Regions from separate parts of the Homo sapiens genome. Here region 1 is linked to region 2. The links are chromatin contacts, found by Hi-C or POLR2A ChIA-PET in ENCODE. All regions are on one chromosome and are shown on one strand. The core of a region is the stretch at or near the end of the contact, and the rest is flanking DNA. Distances in the headings are between cores, read along the strand shown.

What was found. A loop is a pair of places that touch in the nucleus more often than their neighbours do. ChIA-PET counts read pairs that join two places held with the same protein, here RNA polymerase II (POLR2A). Pooled maps may share reads with other maps.
Region 1: a loop to region 2 is called in a map of gastrocnemius medialis, with 2.9 times the contacts of the local background. The contact joins two enhancer-like sites. A Hi-C loop is called at or near these places in 2 of 168 maps with a recorded cell type or tissue (PC-9 and gastrocnemius medialis) and 3 of 50 pooled maps. POLR2A ChIA-PET finds 5 or more read pairs at or near these places in 5 of 52 experiments (K562, T-cell, activated CD4-positive, alpha-beta T cell and 2 more).

What each region holds. Positions count from the first base shown.
Region 1 is chr18:11,871,457-11,874,200 of GRCh38, reverse strand. It overlaps GNAL (G protein subunit alpha L), which reads right to left. Exons shown (of 12, transcript NM_182978.4): 10 at 1,803-1,933. Among named protein-coding and RNA genes, the nearest start is that of CHMP1B, 21 kb to the right of the region's middle. Within about 2 kb of position 1,285, at least 4 of the 41 ENCODE cell types and tissues checked have a DNase peak (open chromatin) inside an H3K27ac peak, as active enhancers do.
Region 2 is chr18:11,805,359-11,808,306 of GRCh38, reverse strand. All of the region lies in intron 4 of GNAL (G protein subunit alpha L), which reads right to left. Among named protein-coding and RNA genes, the nearest start is that of CHMP1B, 45 kb to the left of the region's middle. Within about 2 kb of position 1,362, at least 5 of the 41 ENCODE cell types and tissues checked have a DNase peak (open chromatin) inside an H3K27ac peak, as active enhancers do.

The sequences.
Region 1 (2,744 bases), core at 36-2,535, 66 kb before region 2:
GCATGCTGCTGGGTGAAGAGCAGTCACTGGGCCTGGCACCGAGGCAGCAAGCCAGGGTCCCCTCAGCCCCTGGACGGAAGCCCTTCAGCACCCGCGGCTGGGCAGGTGGCCTTGGCTGTCAGCCAGTGGTGGTGCTTCTCCTTGGTGCTCCTAAGCAGGTAAGGTTGTGTCTCAGAAGGGTGACTTTGGTAGTTCACAGAATGTTCTGGAAAGGTGAGTGACCAGCTACAGGAGGTCAGGCAGGAAGCTGTGGCAGCTGCTGAGACGAGAGGAGTGAGGGCCTGGACCACAGCCATGAGGAGGGAAAGAGGGAAGGGCCTGGGGAGGCAGACCCTGTTGGAAGGACCCCCCGGCCGCCGAGCCACTGCCTGAGCTGAGTGACAGGAGGTGGCAAGAGGCGGTTAGCGGGAGAATTAAAGACCCAGCTTGCTGGGAAACTGGCAATGCCAGCCACAGAAAGCGCAGCAGAAGCCATGCTCTGATGATGTGCCATGGGCAAGCGGCACCCGGCCTCAGTCCTGGAAAGCACATCATCAGGCTGCGGGTAGAGCAAGGCAGTGATGAACTGCAATGAGATTTCCACTTGATTTGGTCTCAGGAAGAGCCTGGACCTTGACCTCACGCTGAGTGACCCTCTGGCGGGTGCGGAGACTGCTGGTGGCTCATGAAAGCAGCTGGGTCTGGTGAGACCACAGGCAGAGCTGGTGCTCAGGCCCATTTCCAATGTCTATTATTTATTCCTATAAGGAAATATGTAGCAGTAGGAATTTTTTTCGGGTCTTTATGACACAGGTGATAGCAGTAGGATTTTGTTGGAAGGCCCCACAAGGGTCAGGATTTTACTATGAATATACTTATATAATGCCTCTCCCATGAGGGAGAAAAGAACATTGAACATAAGGAGCAAAAAAGTTTAATGACAAATGCAAGTTTTCTTTTCCCTCTTCATTGAGGATAAAAAATAAATTTTCCAAATCTTAACTATATTTTCCAGGAAAGTGTCTTTTATTCTGCGTTTTCTAGTTTGGAATTCAAGATGTAAGAAGCGGTGTTATTTCACCTTAAATCACTCCTATGAGCCTCTGGTAGACCTGGTGTTCACTGGAAACTGAAGTGTAAGCGACTGGAAACGGAGTGACCAACTCTTCCTGGTCTACCTTCCCAGCTTTAGCACTGACGGTCCCGTGCCCCGGAAACCCCTCAGTCTCAGGTGGCCTGGGATGGCTGCTGGCCCTGCTGGAAATCCCCAAGGCTGCAGCCACAGCAAGGCTAGAGACAGGAGCAGATAAGCGCGGCTGCTGCCAGCATGGGCTTGGGGACAAAGGGTGCAAGGACTGCCTTGCCTGCATGACTCTACCCGTGTGGCTTTGAACACGCTATCTCTCCTCTCTCAGACTCTCTTTCCACGGGAAAAAATAATAGAAACTACCATGCAGGGTCATCTGAGGGTGAAGTGAGAAGGTCTGTATCAAGGACTAACAAGGCACCTGTCATGTCACACCCAGCCAAAGGCACTAGAGGGAGAGCTCATACCAGCATGACACAGTCACATCCCAAAATGGCTCTTTCTTCTGCTGCACGGTTTCAATGGAAAGTCAAACTCGGAAACATTTACAAATGGGATCCGATTACAAATAGGACCTTGTAACACTCTAATACTTTAGGATATGGGCAGTAGAAAGAAAATTGATTTAAATAAAGTGAATTTCTTTGATTCATCAGAGGTATGTGAATTAGAGTTACAGGACTATTAATAAAACAATTCTATTCCTCAATCATAAGAATGTGTTTTGAAATCTTACCGTCTTCAGGAACAGTATAATTTGCATATTCTGGGAAATAGTCTTCAATTTTTGATTTCCCTGCCAAGACTTTTTCTGCCAGCATATCTTGTTTGTTCAAGAACAAGATGATAGAAATGGTCCGTAACCACCTAAAAAAGGAAAAATAAACATACAAATTTCACATACACTAGTACATGAAAGTGCCTCTAACATAGAAGTTGCTAAATTAAAAGAATACCATCGTCTTCCTAAAAATGTATAGGATTCAAGAAAGTTCAGTACACCAGTATCCTCATTCCATCTGTAAAGAATGATAAACAAATATAGGTACAGGTTGAGCATCCCTAATCCAAAAACACAAAATCCAAAATGCTTCAAAATCCAAAACTTTTTCAGCACTGACATGATGCTCGAAGGAAATGCTTGTCGGAGCATTTGACACTTTGCATTTTCATATTAGGGATGCTGGACTAGTAAGTATAATGCAACTATTCCAAAAAACAACAACAACAAGAAATCTTAAACACTTTTGGTCCCAAGCATTTCGGATAAGGGATACTCAATCTGTAGTTAAGCACTTTCTAATTCAGTCCCATGGGGGATATAGATTTATTGGAACCAAAGCTAAGATTTACTTATGTAATGAGTTCACTTGAATTTCTGTGGTGTAATTTACCAATAAAAGGTCGGAAAACTCACATTAGAAGTGAAAGTGTTAACAACAACAAAGTAATATATGACTCATTAGCTAATAACACAGAGCTTAACATGCAGCTGGCTTGGTTCTTCTTCCGCCTCCATCACTTCAAAGGAATCAAGCTAACTGATTAGTCTACAGGAATCTTACTATCAATTAATAACACAATTTGGCCACGTGTGGTGGCTCACGCCTGTAATCCCAGCACTTTGTGGGGCAGAGGTGGGCAGATCACGAGGTCAGGAGTTCGAGACCAGCCTGAC
Region 2 (2,948 bases), core at 113-2,612:
TCTGAGCTTCCTGGGCCACACTGTGAGGGAAGAGGGACAGCAGTAAAACGGGCAGAGGCGCTCTTTTGCTTTGGAGCTTGGAGTGCAGGGTGAGTGATTGGAGGAGAGTAGAGTCTGGGGAGAGTGGCGATTCCTTCCACTCCCTGCAGAGTGACTCAACCAAAGTAAGGCCTGTCATTCACCGATTCACTCAGCAAATATTTATCATGGTCCTGGAATGGGTAAGAAGACCTGTGAGGGTAGAGTAGGGACAAACAAAGTCTTTAAAAAAAAAAAAAAAAGAAGGCTGGGCTGGACAAGGAAGTGTGGTTTCTCCTGTGTGATGAGGGTCACCAATGACATTCAGGCTGCTTTCAGGGGACCTTGGTCCTCATCTGACCTGGCTCATCATTAGCACCTGACAGGGCTGACTACACCCTCCCCGTGAAACACTGTCTTGGCCTTCAAGACATCATGGCCACTTTTGCTCAGGGTTCACTGCTGGCTCCCTCTCTTCCCACAGCCTCCTAATCCTAGAGGGATCCAGGGTTGGTGCTGGGCCCCCCTCTCTATGTAAGCTCACTGCCTTGGCGATCTCCACTTTGTGGCATGCACACCATGAATATACTAGTGACTCCAAATGGACATCTCCAGCTTAGGCCTCTCCTCTGAATTCTGGACTTGCACATCCAATTGCCTGCCTGACATCACTGCTTGAATTCAACAGGCAACTACAACTCAGCAAGTGCCAAACAGAACTCTTAATCTTCCTCCCCAAACCTGCTCCACCTGCGGTTTCCCCCCACGGCCCGGCTTAGGCCAAACTCCTTGGAGACATCCCTGTGATCTTTAAGGAAATACTCTTGGCTGTACCTTGAGAATCTATCCAGATTCTGATTCTCGCACTGCTAAATTCCTGACTGAAGCCATCATCATCTAGTCCACGCAGTTATGGCCACAGCCTCCTATCTGGTCTGTTCCCACCCTTCTCACCACAGTCCATTCCACTCAGCAGCCAGTGAATCGTTGAAACCATAAGTCAAATCGCATTACAGGTGGGCTCAAAACAATCCAATGATTACTATGCAGCTGTAAAAAGAATGAGACCATGTCCTTTGCGAGGATGTAGAGCTGGAGGTTGTTCTTTTCTTTCTTTCTTTTTTTTTTTTGAGACAGAGTCTCGCTCTATCACCCAGGCTGGAGTGTATTGGCACAATCTCCACTCACTGCAACCTCTGCCTCCCAGGTTTAAGCAATTCTCCTGCCTCAGCCTCCCCAGTAGCTGGAACTACAGGCGTGCGCCACCATGCCCGGCTAATTTTTGTATTTTTAGTAGAGACGGGGTTTCACCATGTTGGCCAGGCCAGTTGTGATGACTCACGCCTGTAATACCAGCACTGTGGGAGGCCGAGGCGGGCGGATCACTTGAGGTCAGGAGCTCGAGCTGCAGGTTATTTTTAGCAAACTAACACAAGAACAGAATACCAAATAACACATGTTCTCACCTATAAGTGTGAGCTAAATGATGAGAACAAATCATTTCTGTGTAACAAATTATCCCTGAACTTAAGATAAAAGTTAAAAAAAAAAAAAAAAGAGTACTTCACAATATTGAGAAGGCCCTTGGTATTCTTCAGCCCTGCTTCCCTTTCACCAGCCTCCCTCAACAGGAGGACGTCTATGTGAATATCAAAGTGGAAGGACAGTTAATGGGCCGCAATGCTGGGCACACAGTTTCTTTCTTCCTTCGAATTCTTTTTCCTCTAATACTCACTGTTCCTGAGAGGGGTAACCTATCTCTCACTATATACAAAAATCGACTGAAGATGGATTACAGGCTTAATTGTAAGACTTGAAACTATAAAAATACTAAAAGGAAACCTAGGGAAAACTCTTCTGGACATTGGTCTAGGCAAAGAATTCATGACTAAGACCTCAACAGCAAATGCAACGAAAACACAAATAGACAAATGGGACTTAATTAAACTAAAAAGCTGCTGCACAGCAAAAGAAATAATCAGCAGAGTGAACAGACAACCTGCAGAATGAGTGAAAATATCTGCAAACTCTGCATCTGACAGGGGACTATGTCCAGAATTTATAAAAATCTCAACTCTACAAAAACCCCCAAATAATCCCATTAAAAAGTGGGCAAATGACATGAATAGACACTTTTAAAAAGAAGACATACAAATGGCCAACAAGCATATGAAAAAATGCTCAACATAACTAATCATCAGATAAATGCAAATTAAAACCACAGTGAGATATCATCTTATAGCAGTCAGAATGGCTATTACTAAAAAGACAAAAAAATAACATGCTGGGGAGGATGGAGAGAAAAGGGACACTTATACATTGTTCTTAAGAATGTAAATTAGCACAACTTCTATGGAAAACAGTATGGAGATTCCTCAAATAATCAAAAATAGAACTACCATTCTATCCTGCAATCTCACTACTAGGTATATATCCAAAGGAAAAGAAATCATTATGTCAAAAAGATACCTACACTCATATGTGTATCACAGTGATATTCACAATTGCAAAGATATGGAATCAACCAAAGTGCTCACCCATGGATGACTGGATGTGGTATATATACACGCAATAGAATACTTTTTGGCCATAAAAAAGTGAAATCATGTCTTTTGCAGATACATGGAGGGAACTGGAGGTCACTATCTTAAGGAAAACAATTCAGAAACAGAAAAACAAACACCACATGTTCTCACTTACAAGTGGGAGCTAAATAATCAGTATACAGGACATAGACTGTAGAATGATGGACACAGGAGACTCAAAAGGGTGAGGGGGTTGGTGGGGGGTAGATGATGAAAAATTACTTAATGGGTACAACGTACATTATTTGGGTGATGGATATACTAAAAACTCAGACTTCACCACTACACAATATCTCCATGTTCCACCCAAGCTGCACCTGTACTTTACCAGTACAGAATACCTCC